Linked DNA regions of Homo sapiens: region 2 is linked to region 1. A link is an interaction called in ENCODE POLR2A ChIA-PET data of the cell type or tissue named here. Cell type or tissue: PC-9. All regions are shown on one strand. Each heading gives the region's core, and the rest is flanking DNA. Links, peaks and the distances in the headings are about the cores only. Region 1 has its middle 100 kb from the start of AP1S3. Region 2 has its middle 78 kb from the start of SCG2.

Region 1 (8,999 bases), core at 511-8,510:
CATCACCTAGGTATTAAGCCCCACATGCATTAGCTATTTATCCTGATGCTCTCCCTCCCCACCCCCGCTCAGCGGCCCCAGTGGGTGTTGTTCTCCTCCCTGTGTCCATGTGTTCTCATTAAGAACTAGGTCTTTTCATGCTTTCTCCTTCCTTTCTGATCCCAGTACCCCACATCCAGCTGTGTCCCTAACATAGGATGTGTTTTCTTCTTTCTGCATTTTTGTATGTTTGAGCTTGTACATCACCTCCTCAGAGAGCTGTTCCTTGATCACCCCAGTTCAGTAGCAATCTGTCTCCCCACTGTCACTGTCTTGCCCATAACCCTGTTTTATTTTCTTTATAACACTTACTTTATTTGAAATTATTCCATTGGTTTGTTTTGTTGCTTACCTATTTGTTCATGTATTCATGCATTTATTGCATTTGTCTTCTCCCTCTCTATAATGTGTACTTTTTGAGGGCAGAAACTCCATATCTGCAGTAGCTAGAACCCTGCTTAGTAAAGAGCCTGGCATGCAGTAGGGTCCCAAAAGGTCCTGATATGGTTTGCTGTGTCCCCACCCAAATCTCAACTTGAATTGTTTCTCCTAGAATTCCCACGTGTTGTGGGAGGGTCCAGGGGGAGGTAATTGAATCATGGGACTGGTCTTTCCTGTGCTGTTCTCATGATAGTGAATAAGTCTCATGAGATCTGATGGGTTTATCAGAGGTTTCTGCTTTTGCTTCTTCCTCATTTTTCTCTTGCTGCCGCCATGTAAGAAGTGCCCTTCACCTCCCGCCATGATTCTGAGGCCTCCCCAGCCATGTAGAACTCTAAGTCCAATTAAACCTCTTTTCTTCCCACTCTCAGGTATGTCTTTATCAGCAGCATGCAAATGGACTAATACAGGTCCCTTTTCTACCTGCCTGAGGATACCTTTTCATCTTTAGTACCCAGCATCACTCTCTCAACCTTCCCAGGTAAAGGAGGGTGCTGCTTCTTTTTTGTTCTGCTAACTTAGTTCTTAAGTAGCTGTTGTGTCAGTGTATGTATCTAATCCCCCACTAAACTCTGAGGCACCCCAGAAGGCAGGAACTGGTCTCTCGGTACCCATAGCTCACAGTAGGGCATGTCCTAGGGGCAGATTTTTATTGCATGAAAGAACAAATGAATAAATCCATAGTAGTTTTCCAATTAATACTTGTTGTATTAATATGTTGAGTTGAATTGACTCTACAATTTCTAGATTCTTTTTTCCCAAAAACAAACAAAAACCTCTCAAGTATATTTCTATTGCTATATCTATTATTCTAATATAATTTTTTTTCTGAAGTTTAAAAACATGTCAGTTTATGGAGAAGGCTAGCTTGGTTTATATTTGGTTTTTGCTTTTTCTCTCCTTTCTCTCTCTTTCTTAATTTGGTAGACAAGCAAAAAAATTTAGAAATTGGCTGGGTGTGGTGGCTCATGCCTGTAATCCCAGCACTTTGGGAGGCCAAGGTGGGCGGATCACGAGGTCAGGAGTTCAAGACCAGCCTAGCCAACATGGTGGAACCCCGTCTCTACTAAAAATACAAAAATTAGCCAGACGTGGTGGCGTGCGCCTGTAATCCTAGCTACTCAGGAGGCTGAGGCAGGGGAATTGCTTGAACCCGGGAGGCAGAGGTTGCAGTGAGCTGAGGTTATGCCACTGCACTCCAGCCTGGGCAACAGAGCAAGACTCTGTCTCGGAAGAAAATAAAAAAATAAAAAAATCTAGAAATCATGTGAAGGCCTTATACTTCTGGCCATTACATCAATGTGCCCACTTCTTCCCCTCATGTTAGAGATATTTACAGTGCCACAGCACAATGGAGTTCTTGAAACTGCTTCCAAGGATCCCTTTCATAATTCCAGTGGATGAGATTGTATTTAGGCCAGACACCTCACACACAAAGAACTAGGAGTTAATTAAACCAGGGCTGGATCATGGTTAACATTTTTCAAATGTTTGAGTTTAAGATCCAGGAAAGATGGAAAAATTGTTCTTTTATTTAGTCCTTCATCCATTTGTCTGCTCATACATCCCTTATTTAGTAATACCTTAAGTACAGAAAGGACCTGGGTGAATTACGCTAATGGAAGAAATGAATGAGTTTGTAATAGAGCAGCAACCTTGGGATGGGAGAGGTCTGCAGGGGGCTCAATTTCAAGCCAAAACTGACCCTAGGAAACGACCACTAGAGCAGTGTTTTCTCACTTGCCTGCCAGCTGGTGAGGCAGCCAAATCACTGGTCGGCAGCTTGGTATTTGGCAGTCTCTTGAAGTGACGCCTGGAGAAATATGGTGGATGATTGACTTAGGTGAAAACCTTTTAGGTAAAAATAAGGCATGTCAATTTAATGAGACCAGCTTTGTGTGTATGATTTATAAAGTGAATTTGAAGGTAATTTTAAAAGATTAGTTTCAGAAGAATCGGTGGAAAAAATATCTCAAACACCAAGATATACTTGACATGTAAACTCAAACCTAAATAGTAGTATTACCCAGGGTTCTTGATAGCAAGCAATGGCTCTAATATAAAAAGGAAAGAAAGAGAGAAAGGAAAGGAGAAAGAGAAAGGAGAGGGAAGAAGAACTGAAACGACATTAGCAAGCACATCACGTTGATGAGGAGTCAAGAAAACCAGACTGGGAAAAGGGCAGGGCCCAGGGCAGCTCTAGAGAGCTCAGCTGCAGGTCGGCAGCCGAAGTCACTCTACAGAAGCAGTGTAGCTAGGAAGCTGCAGCCAGCACAGATGCCATACCACGTAATGTAGCTTCTGCTACCCCTGAACTGTAGCTCCCAAAGCACCACAAGATTTGATCTGAGATCACCCATGGTGTCTAGTGTCCTGAGGTCAGTGAGCTTAAATCGGAATGACTCTGGTATGGTGTCATGCCCAGCCCTGGCCATCCAGGGTAGATGAAGGCACTCCTCCATGTCTGTGGAGGGAGGCAGATGCCCAGAAGTACCCTACTGCCAAGTGCCTGCCCCACACCCCACAGGTCAGAGTAGGAGTCACCCTCAAGAAAATGAGAGTGCTTTGGGGAAGGGAGATGGATCCTGGGAATGAAAACAGAATGAAAAGAATCCAGGGAAATGCCCCAGACTGCCTCAAAAAACTGAATAGAAGAAAAAAAATCCTAAACCTTTATGTATTAGTCCATTTTCATGCTGCTGATAAAGACATACCCGAGACTGGGTAATTTACACAGAAAAAGAGGTTTAATGGACTCAAGGTTCCATGTGGCTGGGGAGGCCTCCCAATCATGGTGGCAGGTGAAGGGGACGTCTCACATGGTGGCAGACAAGAGAGAATGAGAGCCAAGTGAAAGGGGAAACCCCTTATAAAACCATCAGACCTCATGAGACTTATTCCCTACCATGAGAACAGTATGGGAGAAACCGCCCCCATGATTCCATCACCTCCCACCGGGTGCCTCCCACCACACATGGGAATTATGGGAGCTACAATTCAAGATGAGATGGGGTGGGTGCATTAATTTTAGAAAAACGAGCACAGGGACTAATGATTGTTACAATCTACAGACATAGACTAGTCTGTCACTGAAAGGGCTTTCAGTATGCATCTCATAACCCCATGCCTCTGTTTTAAGGGAGAAAGGGGCCCAGTGAGTGACTTTGCCACTGGAAAGCAAATTGTAGAGTTGGAACCGGAACCCGCACCTCCAGATTCCCAGTTCAGCATTGGAACTGGACTAGGATTTCTTATTTAACATCCTGTGTAAGGTTGTGCACTTGGATCTGGGTTAGAATCCCAGCTCAGGCACTTACTCTCTGTGGGAACTTGGGTTTTTCCCAACTTCACAGTTTTCTCATCAGTGAAACTGGAAAAAAAATTACCTCCTCCTTTCTTTTTAAGTTTGTTGTGGGGATGTGGGAATTAAATAAATTAAGTAAAGCATGTCAGAGCTTGGTTCAATGCCTGACAATTAGAGAATTTTCAACACACGTCAGCCAGATCCAGTGATGAGCACTTGATTGAGTGGAATTGAGCTGATGCAGTGATAGCAGACATTCTTCTGAAGCATACACTCTGCAGTCACAGAAAAAACTGGTTCAGGAAAGTGGTGAGTTGGTTGATGACAAACATGTTGAGGAACTTTGCCAAAGAAACATCTGAGTAAAGGCCAAATTCCTGGCTCATGATGTTTTTAAAATTGATTTTTGTGTGTTTTTAGATTGGCCAAGAAGATGCTCAAAATGGAGGAATGGAAGTTTGAACATGAGGAGGAGGGCAAGACAGAGATGTGGGTGTGTCTTTCGGGAACTTCAAAGTCCTAGGTGTCCTTAGAGGTACTGAGGGTCCTGCACAGGGCTCCTCTATGAACACGTGACCTACAGTAAGAGGTTAGAGCTTCAGGCCAAGCAGGGCTAACCTCACGCAACAGTGAGAAACAAGTTATTCATCTTTGGGGTCCTTCAATGGCCTCTGAGCATTCCTGCTTGGATCCTACCTCCCCTAGCCTCTCCCTGGGGCCTCCACATGTTTGGTGCTCCAAAAGAGATACCCCTGGCACGAACCCATTTCTGTCCAGTTGGCAAGTCCATGCAAACATCTCAATTATCTAATCAGAACTTGCCTCTTCAGGCCCTGCCCCTAGCCCAGATAGAACACGCCAAGGATAGGAGGAAGAGGGCCACGTTCCCACAGTCACAATATTTGCTTTGAACTAAGATTGAACTTCCTTCCTTTTTTATTGGCCTCTGTTCAACCATCCTTTCCATTCTCCCTCTTCTCTTTTGTTGTGCTGTTTCTACATTTGGGATTCTGGTTTCCCACCTCTGCTCTCTGGCCTCCAACGCCAGACTCCCTGCTTGCCTTCTTTTCTCAGTTCCATGTTGCTCAAGCATTTTTGCCTGAAATTTGACCCCTTAGACTTGGCCTCAGATTCCACTTTTCTGAACTGCCACTCCTGGCAGCTCTGAAGGTGGGGACTGGATCCTGTTACATGCACTTCCCTTCAGAGAGGGCAAGTGGCCCAATGGCTATTTCTGCTAAACACTTGGGGCTTGAAATACAAAGCTTTTATACTGACCGGGAGTGGTGGCTCATGCCTATAATCCCAGCACTTTGGGAGGCTGAGGCAGGCAGATCACTTGAGGTCAAGAGTTCAAGACTAGCCTGGCCAACATGGTGAAACCCTGTCTCTACTAAAAATACAAAAAATTAGCTGAACATGGTGATGGGCACCTGTAATCCCAGATACTTGGGAGGCTGAGGCAGGAGAATCACTTGAACCCAGGAGGTGGAGATTGCAGTGAGCCAAGATCATGCTACTGCACTCCAGCCTGGATGACAGAGTGAGACCCTGTCTTAAAAAAAAAAAAACCCACAAAGCTTTAACACCACTATTTTCCAAGATGTGAAATGTCCAAGTCATCTCAGGAGATATTTAAGAAAATAAGGGTCCTATGAAAATACCTGAGAAACATTCAGCAAATTTGCATACTTTCTTCTTTCTCATGGAGAATCACAGCACATCTTTAGCCCATTGCAGATTCTGGAAACTCCTATTGTAAAGAGACCTTTGAACTTGGCATTTCATAATTGTATTTGAGTGCCAGAAATATTTTTCCAGCAAGTACTTATTAAACAGCTCACAGAACTACTGATTCCTGGAGATGGCTGCCTTCATTCACTTAATGGTGGTATCCAATGTGGGAGAGTATAGGCATCCTGGTAGGTGCTTGTCTATAGAGTTTTTCAACTTAGTCCTCGCAATGGACCTGCGAAGTAGATTGTATTACCCCTACTTTATTGTATTGTAGATTGTATTACTCCTACTTTAAAGAGGAGGCTGGGACTCAGTGAGGTGAAGCTTTGCAAAGCCCACACTGCTGGTAGCTGGGAGGGACTGGATTCAAGCCCAAGACTGCCAACCCTTGAGCCTGCTCACATCTTTTTGGGCCCCACTGGCAGCCAGGGGTGAAGAATAGGCCATCTTATATTGAATCTGCTGGTGACAGCTGTCAGAGTGGCAGAACAGGGCAATGTCACTTCTCTGGGCAACTCTCTGGTGGCAACCAAGGAAATCTACTATATGTTGTTGTAGGGGTGCCTGGCAAGTCCAGCCTACAGAATCCACTTCTGGGGCTGGATTATCCTCTCCCTTACTGACCCACCTGCAGTCCACCTTTAGGATCTGCTGGATGTATCTTCAAACTATTTTTTAAAAATCTGACTATTTCTGGCTGGGCCCAGTGGCTCAAGCCTGTAATTCCAGCACTTTGGGAAACTGAGACGGGTGGATCACCTGAGGTCAGGAGTTTGAGACCAGCCTGACCAATATGGTGAAATCCTGTCTCTACTAAAAATATAAAAATTAGCCAGACATAGTGGTGGGCACCTGTAGTCCCAGCTACTCAGGACGCTGAGACAGGAGAATTGCTTGAACCCAGGAAGCAGAGGTTGCAGTGAGCCAAGATCGTGCCATTGCACTCCTGCCTGAGTGACAGAGCAAGACTCCATCTCAAAAAAAATAAAAATAAAAAATAAAAAACTGACATTTCCGTCACCTCTGCCTTTGCTACTCTAGTCTAAGCCACCAACATTTATTGCCAAAATATTGCCTTTGTAATAATAAAGGTCCCTTAGCTCGTCACTTCCACTCTTGACTATGACCTATCCTGTTGTTAAAAAGGTGATCTTTTTCAAACAATAATCACATCATGCCTCTTCCTTTCTCAAAAATCTCCAAAAGCTTCCCATCACACCTTAACTCACATTCCAATTCTTTACCATTCCCTATGTTAATCTAGCTCCTGCCACCCTCTCTAGCCTCAAGTTGTTCTCCCCTGTGTCGGTCTTGCTCTAGCTTCATTGGTTTCCGTCAATAACTTGTGTGTGAGCCCAGCCAAGATCAGCCAAGATCAGCAGAGCCACCCAGCCAAGCTCCCTAAACGTGTGGGCAGTACGAGCTCAGTGTTGTACCTCACAGAGGCTTCTGGATGGCTTGTTACAGACACCATTTGGCAATAAAGAGCTAATGATTGGCCAGGCTTGCTGGTTCACGCCTATAATCCTAGCACTTTGGGAGGCTGAGGTGGGAAGATTTCTTGAGCCCAGGAGTTTGAGACCAGGCTGGGCAACATAGCAAGATCCCATTTCTAAAAATTAAAAGAAAAAGAGCCAATGGTTGACTTCCTTGTTTGACTCCATTTTATGCTTGAATGCCTCCCACTGAAAGTGACTGTTCCTGACTGTTTCATCATTTTCTATTTCTTTAGTTTTAAACTTTTAAATAAAATGCACTGTATTTTATTTTATGTTCTTTATCTTTCTTTACTTTCTTGCTTTGCTTTAGTTGCTTTTGGCAGTTATCACTACCTAAAGCTATATTATATAATTATTGTTCCTTTTTTGTCAGTCTCTTTCAATAAGCTCTTCTAGGGCAGGGATCTTGTCTTATTCATTACTGTCTCCTTAGGGTCTGTAACAGTGCTTATGCAAAGTAGGTGCTCAGGAAATATTTGTTGAATAAAACGCTGACATTAAATTCTTTTTATCTTCAGGAGGCCTTCCCTGATTCCTGCTGATATGGTTTGGCTCTGTCCCCATCCAAGTCTCATCTTGCATTGTAGCTCCCCTGATCTCCACATGTCATGGGAGGGACCCGGTGGGAGGTAATAGAATCTTGGGGGCGGGTCTTTCCTGTGCTGTTCTCATGATAGTGAATAAGTCTCAGGAGATCTGATGGTTTTATAAAGGGCAGTTCCCCTGCACAGGCTGTCTTGTCTGCTGCCATGATGTGATTGAGGATGTGATTTTGCTCCTCATTTGCCTTCTGCCATGATTGTGAGACGTGGCAGAAGTTCCACAGCCATGTGGAACTGTGAGTCCATTAAACCTCTTTCCTTTATAAATTACCCAGTCTTTGATATGTCTTAATTAGCAGCGTGAGAACAGACTAATACACCTGCCTACCAGCACTTAATGGTTAGGTGCTTCCCTACTATTCTAGTGCTTTCCTATCTCAGCTCTTTAATATTGACTGCTTATTTATCTGTATTCTCCTCTAGACTATGATTTTCTTGAGATCAGGAGCTCTATGTTGATTATCATTGTATCCCTAGAGCTTGGCATAAAGGCCTGGTGCATGGCAATGGTCACTAAACATTTTCTGAAGGTATGAGTACGTAATCAGGATCTGGTGAGCCCATTCTGGGATGAATGACTATTACTATGTGCTAAAGGAGGAAGCAAATAGAGAGAAAGAGGCCCAAAAAGGAGAATAAGATGTCCTTATGGGCATTGGTTTTATTTGTACAGGAGCTATTTTATGAACATTTTAAATTTTAGTTGGCTGAACTGTCTACCCACAGATGATTTAAAATTGTCCCTGGAGAGTGAGTGACGCAGAAAAATGGGAATGACTGGTATTGATGTGTGAATTATACCCTTCAAAGATACTCAGCAGCCTGTATGTCAGTTACATCAGGCTCCTCCTCTTAGTTACTGTATTTAGGGCATAGACTTGAATTCAGGAGGCTAAATATAGTGTCGAGAGCCCCAGGCAATTTATAGAAGACATGGCCAAAAATTTATCTCATATTTTCTAACAAGCTTTCATTTTGGCCTGTCCCTCTTGTACTGGCTTTTTTGATCTGCTTTTATCTGGGTGAACCAGGAACAAGGAACCTTTTATTAAAGGTATCTTTACCTAAGGTTAAAAAACACCCTCACTTGTGACTCCCAGTGCAGAGGACATTTAAAGCAGAGTTTTTTTGTTGTTGTTGTTTTCAGCCTTCTCTTTATTTTCTTTCTTCTTTTCTTTCCTCTTCCTCTCTTCCTTCTCCTTCTTCTTGTTTAAATGGGCCTCATTAAACAAATGAAGGCCCATTTCTTGTTTAAATGAAGCCTCATTAGAAGAGTGGAAACAGCATCTGTGACAGTAATGAGATCACCAGACAGTGAACTTCTCGTCTGAGGTCGGTACTGAAGTCAGTCCCTATTCTAAAGGGCAAAGTAGTAAA
Region 2 (8,999 bases), core at 388-8,387, 55 kb after region 1:
ATATTTATTATTGTATTATAATATATATACTTTATATTATAAGAATACTATCCTATGATATTGTATTTTGTTATATAGCAATATTTAACTTGTCATAACCTATTATTATATCATTGTCTCCTGATATTACAAAAGATAATTAACTCCATGGTTAGCCCACATAGCTATTGGTTTTTCATTTATGTTTCTGAAATAGTTTATATTTGGCAACAGCATTTTCTATCATTTTTCATTTCTTCTACCTGGTAGCACAGTTAAGCTACAAGCTAAATATGCTTTGATGTTATCATTGAGACACATAACTAATAGTTATTATGTGATTATAATGAAAAATGTCCTGTCGTGACAACAGAATGTAGTTGCTTGAGAAAAATTTCTTCCTCTCGAGGGGAGTGGGCAGATGTTTAGCTCTTTGGACTAAGGGATCCCCCATGTGGCATGGTCCTGCCATATGTATGTGTAGATAATTAAAAGTTCTGTATTTATAAACAATGGAGAATCTTCCTTAATATTGATAATGATAATTATAAAAACAAGAATAACAGCCACTAAGTGCTTATTATACATAGGCACTGTATTAAGACCTTAAAATACTTTGTCTCACTAATGACAACTTTATGAGGTGGCTACTGAGATAATTAAGACTTGGGGAGGTTAGTGACTTGTCCAGAGTCATTGAGCAAAGGGTTTTAATACAGCCTGACTCTGTCAAAAGCCTAAGTGCTTCTCCAAAGGGCTCTAAAATCTGCTTACAGTTCTATTAAAAATATAAAATATTCAAATTGTCTATTCTGTGCAAAAATGGTAAGTGAAATAAGAATTTAGGAAAAAAAATTCCAGATCTTTCTGTTGTTGTTTTTTTAAGACAGAGTCTTGCTCTGTTGCCCAGGCTGGAGAGCTGTGGCACAATCATAGCTCATTATAGCCTTGACCTCCCAGGCTCAAGTGATCCTCCTACCTCAGCCTCCCATGTAGCTGGGACTGCAGGTGTGTGCCACCATGCCACCTATTTTTTATTTTTTTATTTTTTAGTAGAGTCAAGACCTCACTATGCTGCCCTGGCTGGTCCTGAACTCCCGGGTTCAAGCGATCCTCTCACTTGGCTTCCAAAAGTTCTGTAATTACGGACGTGAGCTACTGTGCCTGGCCTCACCCCAAATCTTATCATTCAAAGACAACTGTTAATATTTTTATGAAAATCCTTTAAGACTTTTCTCCACATACATATAAATATATAACATATAACTATAAATAATAATATAAATGTTAGAATATAAATATAATTGTAAGACTATAATGAATATATAATTTACAGTAATATATTTATAAATACACAATTATACTATACATACATATCTAATATCAATAAAAATATATATTACAAACTTAATATCAGATTGTATATAATTTTGTACCTACTTTTCTTGGCTAACAATATACTATGACCACACCTCTATATCAATAAATATGAGTAATATCTTTATTCTAACTGGATGCTAAGAATTTCACTGTATAGGTAAAACTATATATCCCTATTCCAATTATTTAACATGTAGGATTTTTCTAGTATTTTTCTATCATTTACTTTGACAAATATTTTTACACATTTACCTTTGCTAATACACCCAAGTATTTCCTTAGCATGAAATTATAGAACTATAAGATCAAAATGTATGAGTGTTTGGCTAAATTGTATGGCTAAATATATGGCTAAATTGGCCTTCAGACAACTATATCAGTGTAAACTCTCAATTGCATTGCATGAGAATACATCCAGCCCCATGTACCAGCCTACAGGGTCACTAGTATTTGTAATCTTGGTCAATCTGGTAAGCAAAAAACATGTCACTTTAATTTGTCCTTTTATTATAAGTCAAGATGAGCATTTTAATGTGTTTATATCATTCATATTTCCTCTTTTATGAACTTTATATTAATATCTTCAGCCCATTTTCATTTCAGATGTTACCTTTTTCTCTTTGATTTGGTCTGGCTGTGTCCCCACCCAAATCTCACATTCAACTGTAATAATCCCCATGTGTCAATCGTGGGGCAAGGTGGAGATGGAGATAATTGAATCATGGGGGCGGTTTCCCCCATACTGTTCTCATGGTAGTGAATAACTCTTATAAGATCTGATGATTTTATAAATGGGAGTTCCCCATACAAGATCTCTTGCCTGCTGCTATGTAAGCCATGACTTTCTTCTCCTTTGCCTTCCACCACGATTGTGAGGCCTCCCCAGACATGTGGAACTGTGAGCCTATTAAACCTCTTTCCTTCATAAATTACCCAGGCTCAGGTATGTCTTTATTCGCACATGAGAACTGACTAATACATTCTTATTGGCTTATAAATGTGCTTTATATATTGAAGACATTAACACTACATTAAGGTCAATTACACAATTTGTTTCCCACCATTTAAAAAATATTTTACTTTTAAAATGACTTCTGCCTTTCTGAAGCTATGTTTTTCCAGGGACAAACTCCAGTACATTTTTTACAGCAGCTTTATTGGGTTATAATTTACATTCCATTTCTGTGGTTTTTGGTATATTCACAGAGTTGTGCAGCCATTACTATCTAATTTTAGAACTTTTTCATCACACCAAATGAAACTCCTCTGCTTAGCAGAGGAGAGAAACTCTGTTTCTCCTTCCATGTACCCTCTGGAAGCATTAATCTACTTTCTGTCTTTATGGATTTGCCTATTCTGGACATTTTATATAAAAGGAATCCTACAAAATGTGGCCTTTTGTGACTGGCATCTTTCACTTCGCATAATGTTTTCAAGTTTCACCCATGTTGCAACATGTATAAGTACTTTAGTCTTTTTTATTGTCAAATAATATTCTACAGTATAGATGTATATTTTGTTTATGCATTCATCAGTAGATGGATGTGTGGGCTTTTCTACCTTATGGCTATTGTGAATAATGCTGTTCTGAATGTTTTCTTTTCTTTTTTTCTTTTTCTTTTTTTTTTTTTTTGAGACAAAGTCTTGCTCTGTTGCCTAGGCTGGAGTACCAGTGGCACAATCTTGGCTCACTGCAGCCTCCAACTCCCAGGTTCAAGCAGTTCTCCTGCCTCAGCCTCCCAAGTAGCTGGGATTACAGGTGCACATCACCACGCCTGGCTAATTTTTTGTACTTTTAGTAGAGATGGGGTTTTGCCATGTTGGCCAGGCTGGTCTTGAACTCCTGACCTCAGGTGATCCACCTGCCTCAGCCTCCCAAAGTGATGGGATTACAGGCATGATCCACCATGCCTGGCCTACTATGAATGTTTTAATAAAGGTTTTTGTTTGAACATACGATTTCAGTTCTCTTAGGTATATATCTAGGAGCAGAATTGCTGGATCATGTGGTAACTTTGTTTTAACATTTTGAGAATGTTCAAACTGTTTTCCAAAGTGGCTGCGCTATTTTACAATTCCACCAGCGTTGATAAGGGCTCCAATTTCTCTACATTTTTGCTAACACCTGTTATTAGTTGGCTTTTTAATTTTAGCTATGCCAGTGGGTGTGAATTGGTATTTCATTGTGGTTTTTATTTGCATTTCCCTGATGACTAATAAGGCTGAACATATTTTTGGGAGCACATATTGACCATCGGTACACCTTATTTGGATTAATGTCTATTCAAGCCCTTTGCCCATTTCTAAGTGGGTTATTTGTCTTTTTATTGTCAAGTTTTAAAAGTTCTTTATATATTCTGGACACCAGACTTATCAAACTTATAATTTGCAAATGTTTTCTTCCATGTTTTAGTTGTGTTTTTCACTTTCTTCATGGTACCTTTTGAAGCACAAAGTTTGTCATTTTGGTAAGGTCCAATTTTTCTTTTTTCCACATGTGCTTTTGGCTTTTGGTGTCATATCTAAGAGGCCATTGTATAACTCAAGTTCACAAAGATTCACTGCGATTTTCTCCTCCCTGCCAAACATTTTTTTTTTTTTTTTTTGAGATAGGGTCTTGCCCTGCTGCTTAGGTTGGAGTGCAATGATACAAACACAGCTCTCTGCAGCCTAGAACTCCTGGGCTCGAGCGATCCTCCCACCTCAGCCTCCTAAGTAGCTGGGATCACAGGCACCCACCACTACGCCCAGAGCTAATTTTTGTATTTTTTTTGGAGAGACAGGATCTTGCCATGTTGCCCAGGCTGATCTTGAATTCCTGGGCTCAAGTCATCCTCTTGACTTGGCCTCCCAAGGTGCTGAGATTGAAGGCATGAGCCACCATGCTCAGTCTATTTTCTCTTTTTTTGAGGTAACTTCAGTACTTTTGTAAAATGTTTTCTCTTTGTCATCACATTGACAAATTCTCCTCATCCCAGAATTGTATAAATTTTCTCATATTAAAATGTCTATATATATATATATATATATATATATATATAATTATTTTTTTTTTGACAGAGTCTCACTCTGTCACCCAGGCTGGAGTGCAGTGGCATGATCTTGGCTCACTGCAACCTCCGACTTCCCGGTTCAAGCGATTCTCCTGCCTCAGCCTCCCGAGTAGCTGGGATTACAGGCATGTGCCACCATGCCCAGCTAATTTTTGTATTTTTAGTAGAGACAGGATTTCACCATGTTAGCTAGGATGATCTCAATCTCCTGACCTCGTGATCTGCACTCCTCGGCCTCCTAAAGTGCTGGGATTACAGGCGTGAGCCACCGCGCCCGGCCTATATATCTTTCTAGTAATTTTTGCTTGTGTTTTTTACAGTAACATTTTAATCCCTCTGGGATTTATTTGGGTATGAGAATTGGAGCAGAACACACTTTCCCTATTTTATACTTCAGAGCACTTTCACATAAATTATTTCATACTTGTAATGTAGATGAGAGAGATACATAATTTTTTACATTTTATACATATGAACACAATAATTCAGAGATTTCAAATGATTTGCCTGTGGTAACACATTTAGGTACTGTAAGTATCACACCTGGAATCCAGGTCTTTGTTCATCTGCCTGGAGTCTCTATGACCCATCATCTTTCTCTTCAATGGCGTTAGTTATGGACAGCTCTCTTCTTTGTGGTACTTAACATTACTCACTGGAAGGGAATTTGATCATCTAGTTTGTTAAATCATTATTAAATGCAGCTTATTATATTATTGCAGAGAATTTCAACTTTTTTATGTCCCTAGTTTGTCACAGTGTGGCCTCAGGCAGGTTATTTCATCTCTAATAACTATGACAATAATAGCTAACGTATGTTGACACTGTCCATGTGCCAGGGGCCATGTTCAGCTTTTCACATGGGTTATCTCATTTAATCTTTACACACAAAAAACCCTATGACCAGATGCTATCATGGAAAGGTGTAGTATATAAGCCTAGCAGCCATTTGAACACTTTTGGGTTTCTGACCAATCTTTTCACTTTCAAACTTATTGAAAACCCAAAGAGTTTTTTGTTTGTTTGTTTTGTTTTTTGTTTTGTTTTGTTTTTGAGATGGAGTCTCACTCTGTCACCCAGGCTAGAGTGCAATGGTGCAATCTGGGCTCACTGCAACCTCTGCCTCCCAGGTTCAAGCAATTCTCCTGCCTCAGCCTCCCGAGTAGCTGGGATTATAGGTGCACACCAACATGCCCAGATAATTTTTGTATTTTTAGTAGGGATGAGGTTTTACCATGTAGGCTAGGATGGTCTCGAACTCCTTACCTCAGGTGATCCACCCACTTCGGCCTCTCAAAGTGTTGGGATTACAGGCATGAACCACCACGCCTGGCCTCATTTAATCTTAACACACAAAAAAACCCTATGACTAGTTGCTATCATGGAAAGACATAGTATATAAGCCTAGTGGCCATTAGAAAACTTTTGGGTTTCTGACCAATCTTTACACTTTAAAACTTATTGAAAAACCAAAGAGTTTTTTCTTTATGATTTATATCTATCGCTACCATATTGCAAATGAAAATTAAGAACACTTTATTTGTTGTTTCCTTTAGAAGAACAATAATGAACCCATTATTTGTCAACATAAAAACATTTTTAAAGTGAAAAATAGCTGTATTTTCCCAAAGAGTAGTTTTTTTTTTTTCAGTTAGCAGTGTCTCTTTAATAATTGGCTTAACAGATGACTGCAGGATTCTCATGTTTTCTTCTACATTTGTGGCAATCTCTTACATCATATAACCTCTGGAAAACTCCAAATATAGTGCTCGTGAGAGAGACAGTAAGAAAGGCAAATAGTCCTTTAGTATTGTTATTAAAATAGTTTGACCTTCCAGAATCTCTAAAAGGTTCTTGGGTTTCTCTAAAGAACTGTGAAGTATAGTACAGTGGAGAAGAGGACTGAGGCTGACACTGGAGCAGGATGCTTTGGTTTGCTTTTTTGTTTGTTTGTTTGTTTTTTGAGACAGAGTCTTGCTCTGTTGCCCAGGCTGGAGTATAGTGGCACAATCTTGGCTCACTGCAACCTCCACACCTCCCGAATTCAAGTGATTTTCCTGCCTCAGCCTCCCAAGTACCTGGGATTACAGGCACCTGCCACCACGCCTGGCTAATTTTTTTTTTGTTGTTGTACTTTTAGTAGAGACGGGGTTTCACCGTGTTGGCCAGGATGGTCTCGAACTTGTGACCTCAGGTGATCCGCCCGCCTCGGCTTCCCAAAGTGCTGGGATTACAGGCCTGAGCACCACGCCCTGCCAAAATGCTTAGGTTTGAATTCCATCTTTACCATTTGCTTGCTGTGTGATCTTGGGCAAGTTATTTTGTACTTTTTACCATACATTCCTTTATCTGTAAAGTGGGGGTTATAGTAGTGAGGATTAAATCAGTTAAAATATCCAAAACATATCAAACAGGGCCTGGAAAGGTATAAACATTTTTATCTGCAATAACCATTATTATTATTATTATTAATGAACCTCTTCCTACATTGAGGAATTGAGGTTTAGTGAATGAATTCCTAGGCTGAGATTTGGGTCCTATTTCTGTCAGTTTTTAACTATAAAATATTGGATAAATTTCTTAACCTTGGCAGCCTTAGCATCCTCATTTGGGACACAAGAAGAAGAAAAGTAGCTACCAGAAGAGTTGTAATAATTGTTAAATGAGACAAGTCACATGAAATACTTAGCACAGTGACTGCCATTTAATGGAAACTCACAATGTGTGTGTGGTTACTAAGGACGTAATTATTACTACTATTAAAGATGTCATTTATAAATGTGTATCTATGCGCTTGTCCACATACACTCAATGTTATGGACTGAAGGTTTGTGTTCCCCAAAATTCATAGTTGACATGTAATCCCCGATGTGATGGTATGTGGAGGTGAGGCCTTTGGGAGGTAACTAGGTCATCAGTATAGAGCCCTTGTGAATGGGATTAGTGCCCTTATAAAAAGGACCCTAGAGAGATCTCTCCCTTTCTTTCTGCCACATGAAGATGCAACAAGAAGTTGGCCATCTGCAAACTGGAAGAGGGTCGTCAGCAGAACCCACCATGCTGGCCCCCAATCTAGGATTTCCAGCCTCCAAAACTGTGAGAAATACATTGTTGATAAGCCACTCAGTACTTTGTTAGGGCAGCCCAAACTGACAAAGACACTCAGAATATCAGGTACCGGCCTACTGGGGACAAGCAGATAAACCATGGCATGATCAAGCCAGTCAGGATGGTCCGTTTAATTAGATATGTGGCCTACCAGGTTGTCAGTAGCTGGGATGCTGTGAAGTCAATAGAGAACCTTTCCTTTTATTAATATTCAGAGGAACCTATGGATACTTACCAAAGATCAATCTCCTGGCCGGGCACGGTGGCTCACGCCTGTAATCCCAGCACTTTGGGAGGCCGAGGTGGGTGGATCACCTGAGGTCAGGAGTTTGAGACTAGCTTGGCCAACATGGTAAAACCCCATCTCTACTAATAATACAAAAAGATTAGCTGGGCGTGGTGGCGCAAGTCTTTAATCCCAGCTACTCAGGAGGCTGAGGCAGGAGAATCGCTGGAACCTGGGGGGCGGAGGTTGCTGTGAGCCGAGATGACGCCATTGCATTCCAGCCTGGACAACAAGAGCAAAACTGCATCTCAAAAAAAAAAACAAAAAACAAAAAACAATCAATCTCTTAACCATGACAGTTGTTTAAATCCCGGTAGATCTCCATAGAAAGCTTTTCTTCTTCCACTTCTTATTAGGAAGCTCTGAACTATTGACTACTGACAATTAAATCTGGAACATCCAACTCTAACATGGCTGAATGGTTGATTGGTCTTTTGAAGTGATAATTTTTGGATTAATTAGAAATTAAAGCAGCCCATCATTTCATTAAAGCTAAACTTCCTCCTCTGCTAATTAAGATGTGCTGTGTAATAATCTCAGTTGATTGAGTTTGATTTGTTTGTTTTGTCATAGAGTTACCTCAGGAAAGTTTTCTCTCATGCAAGCTTTTATTTATTTATGTATTTATTGAGATAGGCTCTCCTTTGTCACACAAGCTGGAATGTAGTGGCGCCATCACCACTCATGCAGCCTTGACCTCCTGGGTGCAGGTGATCCTCCCACCTTAGCCTCTGAGTAGTGGGTACTATAGGTGTGCACCACCATGTCTGGCTATTTTTGTATTTTTTGTAGAGACAGTTTTGCTATGTTGCCCAGACTGATCTCAAACTCCTAAGCTCAAATGATCCTAAGCTCAAATGATTGAAATGTTCATCTTATCTAAAAAATACCTTCGCAGCAACATCTAGACTAGTATTTGACCAAATATCTGGGTACCATAGTCTAGCCAAATTGGCACGTAACTTTAACCATCACAATGGTGAATTTCACAAGAAAAAAAAAAGAAAATGTACATGCACCTCAGCCTCTCAAAGTGCTAAGATTACAAGCAAGAACCACTGTGCCTGGCCTAGTGTTAATTATTATTTATACATTTTAACCTTTATGTAATAGCTTTTTAACAAGGAAATAAACCATAATACCTTTGTTTTATGGATAAAACACAATCTTTTTAAAAATATTAAGAAGTGTAT

Evidence for each region. Peaks named below come from ENCODE experiments on the same cell type or tissue, not always from the same donor. Only the 100,000 strongest peaks of a DNase experiment are listed, where the experiment ranks them.
Region 2: POLR2A ChIA-PET joins it to region 1 with 11 read pairs; 6 of 35 experiments call an interaction of 5 or more read pairs at or near these places.

Annotation. Positions count from the first base shown.
Region 1 is chr2:223,731,115-223,740,113 of GRCh38, reverse strand. No RefSeq gene overlaps it. Among named protein-coding and RNA genes, the nearest start is that of AP1S3, 100 kb to the left of the region's middle. In PC-9, for the core only: no CTCF peak of the experiment used is centred there; a DNase peak (open chromatin) is centred at 4,093.
Region 2 is chr2:223,675,881-223,684,879 of GRCh38, reverse strand. No RefSeq gene overlaps it. Among named protein-coding and RNA genes, the nearest start is that of SCG2, 78 kb to the right of the region's middle. In PC-9, for the core only: no CTCF peak of the experiment used is centred there; a DNase peak (open chromatin) is centred at 3,529; H3K27ac peaks cover 383 bases.